Linked DNA regions of Homo sapiens: all the other regions are linked to region 1. Evidence: chromatin contacts called from ENCODE Hi-C data. All regions are on one chromosome and are shown on one strand. The core of a region is the stretch at or near the end of the contact, and the rest is flanking DNA. Distances in the headings are between cores, read along the strand shown. Region 1 holds the start of SLC25A13 (solute carrier family 25 member 13). Region 2 holds the start of PEG10 (paternally expressed 10). Region 3 holds the start of ASNS (asparagine synthetase (glutamine-hydrolyzing)).

The links. A loop is a pair of places that touch in the nucleus more often than their neighbours do. Pooled maps may share reads with other maps.
Region 2: a map of naive thymus-derived CD4-positive, alpha-beta T cell shows a loop between it and region 1 (15-fold over the local background). The contact joins the promoter of PEG10 here to the promoter of SLC25A13 in region 1. A Hi-C loop is called at or near these places in 1 of 168 maps with a recorded cell type or tissue (naive thymus-derived CD4-positive, alpha-beta T cell), 4 of 37 single-sample maps with no recorded cell type and 9 of 50 pooled maps.
Region 3: a map of HepG2 shows a loop between it and region 1 (17-fold over the local background). The contact joins the promoter of ASNS here to the promoter of SLC25A13 in region 1. A Hi-C loop is called at or near these places in 1 of 168 maps with a recorded cell type or tissue (HepG2), 3 of 37 single-sample maps with no recorded cell type and 11 of 50 pooled maps.

What each region holds. Positions count from the first base shown.
Region 1 is chr7:96,320,655-96,323,616 of GRCh38, forward strand. It overlaps SLC25A13 (solute carrier family 25 member 13), which reads right to left and starts at 1,444. Exons shown (of 18, transcript NM_014251.3): 1 at 1,288-1,444. The coding sequence starts at 1,302. RefSeq lists a silencer at 1,240-1,579.
Region 2 is chr7:94,654,774-94,657,735 of GRCh38, forward strand. PEG10 (paternally expressed 10) reads left to right here and starts at 1,552. Exons shown (of 2, transcript NM_001172437.2): 1 at 1,552-1,818. The coding sequence starts at 1,814. SGCE (sarcoglycan epsilon) reads right to left here and starts at 1,360. Exons shown (of 11, transcript NM_003919.3): 1 at 1,217-1,360. The coding sequence starts at 1,325. RefSeq lists enhancers at 708-1,485, 2,755-2,804.
Region 3 is chr7:97,871,025-97,873,986 of GRCh38, forward strand. It overlaps ASNS (asparagine synthetase (glutamine-hydrolyzing)), which reads right to left and starts at 1,384. Exons shown (of 13, transcript NM_001673.5): 1 at 1,327-1,384. The region is part of intron 7 of CZ1P-ASNS (CZ1P-ASNS readthrough); the gene reads right to left. RefSeq lists silencers at 1,106-1,215, 1,526-1,615 and an enhancer at 1,265-1,980.

The DNA of each region.
Region 1 (2,962 bases), core at 194-2,693:
AAACATACATGAGCCCACACACCCAGAGTACTTTCCTAAGGATGAAACTCAGAGTAATTACAGAAAAGAGAAATGCCACTTAGACCACAGAAACTAACAACATGAAGAAGCCTACGGATTTGGGGAGCCTGGAGAGACTTAAGTCATAGAACAGCATTTAAATATATTTGTCTGCTTACAATTTCCATTGCAAATGTGATTAGTTTGCTTGAATAAATAGGAATATGATGTGTTGGCCATGTTTTCCTCTTGAGGGTTATCACAGAGTTTTGATTAAGGACAAATGTTTGAAATGTTAGGTATATTTAAGTTCACTGCACTTAAAATGAGCTAAGAAGTTGTATAGGCTTGATTAGAGGGCTGCCTTCGTGAACTTAAATTAAAAGCAATAAATTCCAAATGATTCAAGTGATTGGGACTAAATATGGTATTCTGCCAGAGAAGTTGAAATGCAGTCCAAAGAGACTGAAATGGTGTCCAGGTTTCAAGAAATGGTGAAAGAGGAAAGGTCAAGTGTTGGAGTTGCCTTTCCTCTGGGTTAGTGAATGATTCACATTACACAGAACCCCTTTCAAGTACAACTTCACAGGAGTGACAGGCTCCCAGGACAATCTGTTTCATCGTTCCCAAAAAGAAGCCTCTCAAATGCTCCGAGGCGGGTATCTAAGTGTTGTCAGATGGAGAGAGGGAGGGGGAAGATGGGAATGATGGGAAAGCGGGGAGGGGGAGAGTCCCTGGACTTTTTATTCACAAAGGCGCAGACCAAGTCTCCTAGGCAGTTTCCAAAACGGAAGTCAAAGTAACTTCCCCACCCGCGGGAGGGCGGAGCCCTTGAAACGTAATAGGATCAGGCTTCAGCCCGGGCTCTGGCCCCTGGAAGAAGCCGGAGTCAACAACCAGCGGGGTCAGGAGCAGGAGCGCGCTGGGAAGGTAGAGAGGACCCCCAGCGCTTGCCGGCCCAGGGTGCACCAGGCCCCAGTCGCGCCCGCTCCTCCTCGTCGGCCCTGGCTCAGCCCCGTCAGGCACCAACTTCCCTCCCCGGCCAAGTGGGAGTGTCCGGCCCACAAAGTTTCCGCTGCGAGGTCGGGCCTCGGTCTCTGCACCGACCGCCTGTGCTGCCCGGGAGGAGTGGCCCCCTCCCTCCAGCAGCCGCAAGGTGGAACGGCTGCCCGGCACCCCATTTTGCTCCGCCTGTGGCACCAACCCAGACACGTGAGCGCCCGAGCCTCTCGCACCCCCAGGCTGATCCGGCAGGCGCGCTCCCCCCGGCCTCGGGCCCGCGGTTACCTTGGCGGCCGCCATGATTCGCCCCGGTTGCGGGCGACTGCGGGACCCACTGACTGGCTGGCTGGCGTTTGGGACCCGGGCGGCTCACTTCTAGTCCCGGCGGCGGCGGCGGTGGGGGCGGCGATACGGCCAGGCAGCGTGCGTTCCTGGCCTGCCTCCCCACGCCCTCCCGCCGGCGCGGGTCATGTGGATGCTGCCCGCCCATTGGCTGGGCCCAGCCTTGGCCGCCGGGGTGCGCGTGATCCAGCGGCCTCTGCCCTGCAGCCGGGGAGGGCTCAGATCCTGGGGCAGTGGCTGGACAGGGACACGTGACCCCGCTGCGCTGTCCAGCAGCGGCGGCCTCTGCGGCGTGGGCAGAGGTAACTTGGCCGTGTGCAAGCCCGTCACCTGAGGGCAGGTGGCCCCACCAGGGAAGCTGCTGGCTTCTGCTGATACCAGGGGCTACTGGGCCCTCGGACCGATGGGAGGGGCAAGTAACGACAGATGGTGCACGGCCTGGGGAAGTTGAGAACTCCACTAGGACACATACTTTGCTGGATATTTTTTCCCCTGTGCGTTCCCTTTGAAGGAGCTCCACTTTACACTGGATCCAAAAAGACTTTGATCCAAAAGCATTGACTTAGAAGGCGAGATTGCAAATATTGCTGGCACGCCTACTTTTAGATCAAAATCGGTGAACTCTTAAGAACCCAACAAGTGAATGTAGTGCAGAACGTATATTCATGAAACTACTCCATTTCAGCCCTACCTGTTAAAACGGTAGAAGTCAAAAGGCCCGGGTCAAAAGACTTCCCCCAAATAGGCCCTACTAAAATAAATAAACAAGCATTTTAATGAAAATTTGCTTATATGACCTCCAGGCCTTACTCCTCTTCATCAGGATTTCATTCTTCTGTCCTTGTAATCAAAATTTATAAGACAGTGGTGATCAGGGAAAAGGACTTTTAATGTATTGTAGGTTGTGGATGTAATATGGCAGCAAAAAGCACTTATTACTAATCAGTTTAATTCATTAACGTTGATTGAGTGCCTTCCTACTATGTGCTAGGCACTGTGCTTGGTGCTGGAAACCCCGAAATGACTTAAGAACTGGTTCCAACCGTTAAACAGCTTCAGGGCTATTGGGAAAGAGACACATAAATGTTTACTTCAGTATAACCTGTTAAGGCAGCAGACTGTTCCCAGGGCTCAATAAGAATACTGAGAATTCTCATGCCACTATGAAGAAATACCTGAGACTGGGTAATTTATAAACCAAAAGATTTAATTGACTCAGTTTCGCATGGTTTGGGAGACCTCAGGAAACTTACAGTTGTGGTGGAAGGCACCTCTTTACAGGGTTGCAGGAGAGAGAATGAGTGCCAAGCAAAGGGGGGAAAGCCCCTTGTAAAACCATCAGATCTCATAAGAACTCACTATCACAAGAACAGCATGGGAGTAACCGCCCCCATGATTCCGTTGTCTCTCACCGGGTCCTTCCCATGACATGTGGGGATTATGGGAACTACAATTTAAGATGAGATTTGGGTAGTGACACGGTCAAACCATATCAAAAGGTAACTTGATCTTGAGCTATGGGATTGGGGCAGTGGCACGACTAGTGGAAGGAGTCTGGCCCAGCAGGTAGGGGCTGTGTCATGGTGGGTCTTAGGCGCCTTGCTGAAGGGTATGCACC
Region 2 (2,962 bases), core at 302-2,801, 1.7 Mb before region 1:
GTAGCAATGTTACTAAAATGTGCTCAATTTTGCTCTTCAAATATGAAAGCGTTTCATCTGTGTTTCAGAAACCTAACTCAGCTGTAGACAATTTGGTTTTCCCTTTTAACTTAAACTTGTTTTACTAAGATCATCAACAGATTGTCAGTTTCCCAAGCACCTGACACTGAGGCGCTTAGATGGGAATCCGCGTTAAGGTTTTATTTAGCATCCTTCCTCATCAGAATTTTAGCGTCTTATCAGCCACTGCAATTTTCCCTGACATAAAATATATATGTTCATAGTACAAATGCACGCAAATATTTGTGGCCGAATCTCGGCAACCCGCTGGAAAGGATTAAACGTGCGGTTGCCGTGACTAAACGCATTCATTCACCCTACAAGATTTAGGAAAATGTAACGTTGCAAGGGAAGCAAGGTCTCTGTGTAAACCTCGTAATCGCCACCAAAAGTCGGTAGCTGGGAGCCTTCAAAGCCCGCCAAACACACTGGAAGCATCCACAGCTGTTTTAAATTGGTTTTGGTTTCTGGAAATAGCGCACTCGGTACGGCAGCATCTCTGGCCTCCAGCCGGGGTTAACCCTGACCTGAACGCCCTGTTTAGCTCCCAGCATTTCATGATTCCGCTTCCCTGCTCCGTAAAACCGAAGAAAACCGAGATTTCCGTCACCGAGAAATGCACTTAGCAAGAGGGGGAAATTCGGTGTTTTAAATGTCACATTTTTGTGTTCTCTACCACTATCAAGAAAAGGAAAAAAGATGTGTTTGTGTAGCGGGGACGCAGCTTGACACCCATTTCCTTTGGCTCGCATCGCGGTCGCAGAGCCCAATCGCGGGGAAACGGGCCCCCCAGAAAAACAGGCAACGACCCCCAGCTCTTTGCTACAGGGATCGGGAGAGGACTACCCTGGGGCTGGGCGGGGAGGGGGATGTTGGGAACAGGAATTGGAGATGGAATTTCTGCGCCCGCAGAGCAGGGAGGGGCCCGCGGGGGCGCGGAGAGGAAAAAAAGGCCAGGGGTCAAGCCTGGGGAGAGAGAAGCTGGGCCGGGGAAATGGGGTACAGGGTGTACTGAAGGAGGGGTACGGTGGGGTCCGGGACAGAAAGAGAGGCTGGTGCCCAAAGGGCGCGCTCAGGCGCCCGGAACCCGAGCGGGGGAGGGGGAGGCGGCGGCCTGTTGGCCCCGGGACCTCCACGTCGCGCGCAGGCCACTAACCTGTCAGCAAGAATGTGCCAGTGGTCGCGGGGCTCATCCTGCGTGTCCCCCGACCCTGTCCCGTCCAAGCACAGGGGTCTCCCAGCTCCCACCACCGGGGCAATTGCATTCTTGGCCTGGCTAGGCCGTCCGTCCTCGATTCTCCCCTCCCCTCCCTTTCTTCTTCCCTCCCAGCTTGGCCAGTTCAGCATCAGCATCCCGCACCCCCTCGGTAATCCCGTACTCCCTCTAGCGGCGGGCCACTGCAGCGTGGCCACCGCCCCCACCCCCATCCCCCATCCCCGCACCCCCCTCCACCCCCTAGCCCGCGGAGCACGCTGGGATTTGGCGCCCCCCTCCTCGGTGCAACCTATATAAGGCTCACAGTCTGCGCTCCTGGTACACGCGCTTCAACTTCGGTTGGTGTGTGTCGAAGAAACCTGACTGCGCCCTGAGGAGAACAGCGGAGAAGGTCCACCGAGCCTGGCGAAAGGTCCGCTGAGCGGGCTGTCGTCCGGAGCCACTCCGGGCTGCGGAGCACCCAGTGGAGACCGCGCCTGGCTCAGGTGTGGGACCCCATCCTTCCTGTCTTCGCAGAGGAGTCCTCGCGTGGTGAGTATGCGGTGAGGACGTTTTTTTTTTAAAGATCACGTTCATTCCCCGTGCTTATCGGGAGCTGCGGGAGATGGAGTAGCACCCCAGAATGTCTCCACGCAAAACTTGTCACGCCTTCACTGGCTGTACCCCAAAACAAATGGGGAAACCAAGCCTTAAAGGCTTGGGTTTCCAGGACCAAGTCCAGATACGGGCTGTAGACAGAGATGAGCTGCGGACAGTGATGAGCTGCAGACGGTCAGGAGCTATAGATCGATTTGCAATTTGCTCTTCAAATGCGCTACCAAGTGCCATGCTTTACAAACAGATAAGCGCTTCAAATGCGCTACAAACTGGCGCTTCAGATGCGCTACAAGCACGCTTCACGCGGGCGACAAACTGATGGGAGCTACAACTGGCGCTTCATTGCGCTATAAACTGATGGGCGCTTTATGTGCCACAAACTGACGGATGGGCGCTTCAGTGGCGCTACAATCCAGAACGAGGAGCAGCGATATAGGAGCTGCAGACAGAAAACTGAATTGCGCTTTACATGCGCTGCAAAATCTGAGCTGCAGAAGAGTAGCACTACAAAAAACGCTACAAAAACGATGCGATTAGCCAGCCCGACAACAGCGCTTCATTGCGCTGCGAGGCACATGAACTGCAGAGGTACATGAGCTGCGGAACAATTCACACCTAAGATGCACTACAAAGTGGTAAGAGCTGCAGAGGTACAGGAGCTGCAGACCGTTTGCGCTACAAATAAAGCAGCCGTAGTGGGACATGAGCTGCGGAGTACAATTCCTCTGTTTTCTTGGAGCAGGACCCCACCCTTTCACCTTTTGGAATGGCTCCCACTCTATTTTTCTGCAGGACGGTTCTCGCATGATGGTGCTGGTAGACAAAATGGAGCCCCGGGCAAAAATTAGTGTTTAACATTCTGCCCACACCATTCCCGCTATAGCAGTGGAGTGGAGGGGCACTGATTGGAGTGGAAATGGGAATCTTTTGGTGATGGCAGAGCAGGCTGCCTGCCTACTTGTGCTTGATTGAAGTGGCGGTGTAGTTGTGGTGGCGCGAATCAGCGTCCAGCAACAGTTTGTGGAAACTGTGGGTTTGCTGAGTATGGCGGGGGAATTGGATCTGTGGATTGCTCTTGCTGCATGAAAT
Region 3 (2,962 bases), core at 134-2,633, 1.6 Mb after region 1:
CTTCTAGAACAGTGCTGTCCAATAAATATATATGTAAGCCACATATGTAATTTTAAATATACTAGTAGCCCCATTAAAAGAAAAAGGTGAAATTAATTTTAAATAAACTTAACTCAGTATGTCCCAAATAGTAACATTTTAACATATATGTAATCAATATAAAATATTATCGAGCAGATATTTTACACTGTTCTTCCTACTCCAACGACAAAATCCAGTGTATTTAACACAATACATCTCAGTTAGGACTAGCCAGCACTTCAAGTGCTCAACAGTTACAGGTGGCTAGCGCCTACCGAACTGGACATGGCAGTTTCAGTGCATTTAATTTCTATTCCACTTAGTGCTACTTACAACTTCACCCTCTCCCTTTACTTTTATATTAAGATCTCAGTAAGTAACCAACTACAGACAGGTTCAAGCCCTACTTTACCTCTAATTACTCTTACAGCAATGCTATGAATCATGATTTAAAATTTAAAAAAAAAAACTGCTGTTAAATTATTAGTCAAGCGCCCAGGGCAATGGACAGTAAAGAAATAATGTAGGCCACGGGCCGAGATGAAAACTGTCCTTTTTATTTAAAGCTATAACAATCATCTGAAGCCAGCCCTGCAAAATGACAGCCATTGAAAAAGGCATGCTAGTTCTTTTGCCTTTTTCTGTACTTGGTCGCCTGTGTCCCTAAACAGACCTCTTCTCGGCAGGGTTTGCTCAGCAAGTCACTTGATGAGTCTTGCAGTCTACAGAGACAGGTGGGGACTGGTGGGGATGGCGGGGTGAGAGGGGAGGAGGAGGGTGAGCGGTCCAGGTGAGGAGGGGGGCAGTTGAAGGTGAAAGCAGACACCGAGACGGTGATAAGGCCGCAGTCTCTTCCTAGATCAGGACCACGCGACACCTGACTGCGCCCTGGCCACGAGCACGATCCGACCCGTCCGCCGCAGGGACCCGGACCGCGAAAATGTCCACAGGCTTCGACGCCACATAGTAAAAAAAAGTACACATATAACATTTACAGGGGCTCAAACTGCCGCTGCCTCCTCTCCGGAGCGGTCCGGCCTGCCGGCCGCGGTTCCCTCTCGATGCTTCAGGGAACCAGGACAGAAAGGTCCTTCCGCTAGCTGTCAGGTGCGTAACAATCGCTAGGCGTCCGCCCCGCCCTCCCTACCGCAGGAGCCGCAGCATCAGCAGGCGCCCGCGAACCGCGTCTGCCGGGTGCCAGGCTGAAGACCGCATCCTCCACCCCTTCCTTCCGGAGCAGCCCCAGGGCACGCGAGGAGGATGCTGGCGCGGGGCGCAGGGCACGGGGCGCAGGACCCGGCTCACCTGGGCGTAAGCAGGTCAGGGTGATGTGGCGGGCTGAGGCCAGGGATGTGGACAGCTTGACGGGCGGCGAGGCCGCTGGCGCTTATACCGACCTGGCTCCTGTAACGCGTGCGGGAAGTTTCATCATGCCTGCGAGGACCAACCAGCGCGCACAGGGGCGGGGCCGCGGGGTGTCCGGGGCGGAGCAGGACTAAGTGGGGCGGCGGAAGGGCGCAAGGAGGAGCTCTTTTGTTTCCAGCGCCTTGCGTCTCAGTGCGCCTGTTTAAGGATAGCCTCAGAGCTCCGCCCAGGCTACCTGCTGTTCTGACAATTAGGGAGGCTTCTGAACTTGGTTTGTTCTTCGGGAAATCATCACCGTTTTTTTGTTGCACTGCCGTCTGATTTATTATGCAGTGCAGAGAAAAGCTTGTCCTAAGAAACTGATGCGTGAGGCCTAAAATGTCCTTATAAGATCTATTAATAAATCGGGGCCAGGAGCGGTGGCTCACGCCTGTAATCCCAACACTTTGGGAAGCCAAGGCAAGAGGATCACTTGAAACCAGGAGTTCAAGACCAGCCTGGGAAACACAGCGAGATCACATCTCTATAAAAATTGGTGGCACACCATGGTAGTCCCAGCAACTCAGGAGGCTGAGGCAGAAGGATAGTTTGAGCCCAGGCGTTTGAGGCTGAGGTGAGCTCAACTCCAGCCTGGGCGACAAAGGGAGACCCCCATCTCTAAAACAATAAAATCTAAATCTAATTGATACATGAAGCCAAAATACATCAGTGGTCCTTAAACATTTTAAGTACAAAGATTCCTTTTAGAATCTCAAAAAGGATTTTGTCAACTTGCCTCCACAAGATGATTATGTGCTTTTAAGTATCTCTTTGATGAAGAAAAGACATCACGATTTTTAAAAAGTATCATAACACTCTTAAATCGTATTTTACTAATTACATCAGCACCGAAATAAATTGAGAAATAGTAAAATTATATGTGCACGACCTACTAAGATCAGACTACAGTCAATGCTTGGAGAGCATGCAGGTTTGATATCCCCATACAACGCATTCCTGACTAAATCAAAAACGTCAACAATTTAAAATCCCTAAGAACAGAAGATGGAGTAGTCGCTTAGTAGTTACAGGCAAGAGCAAAGATGAGAGATGACTTGTTCTAAGGTTCATTGTTGCTGGAAAGTTTTCAGTATCAAACAGACTTTGCTGTATCCTAATTGACGTACTTTAAACCTGAGAGCAATGTGGGAAAGTAGGTCTTCTATCTACATTTTACAAATGAAAAAATAAGACTCAGAAAAGTTGAGGGATTTATCCAAACACAGCTTCACAACAGTAGAGAACTGAGTCATAATCTGTGTAAACCCAGAGCCCATTTCCCGTAGCATCTTGCCTATGTAGTGAAAGACAGGTTCCCCTGCTTGGTGTGTTACCTAGTGTGCTTCCTTGTGCTGCGTATCTCCTGCTTGTCCGTCCAGAGCTCTACACTTCTCCACCTCACTTTCTATCCTGGCTCCCTTGCCCTCCTCTTTCAGGGAGAGTGTGCAAAGGCAGACATTTCAAGGAGATGCAAAAGGTGAAATTAAAATTGCTAATGAAGTTTTGGCACCATTGTCATTGATAACATCTTATCAGG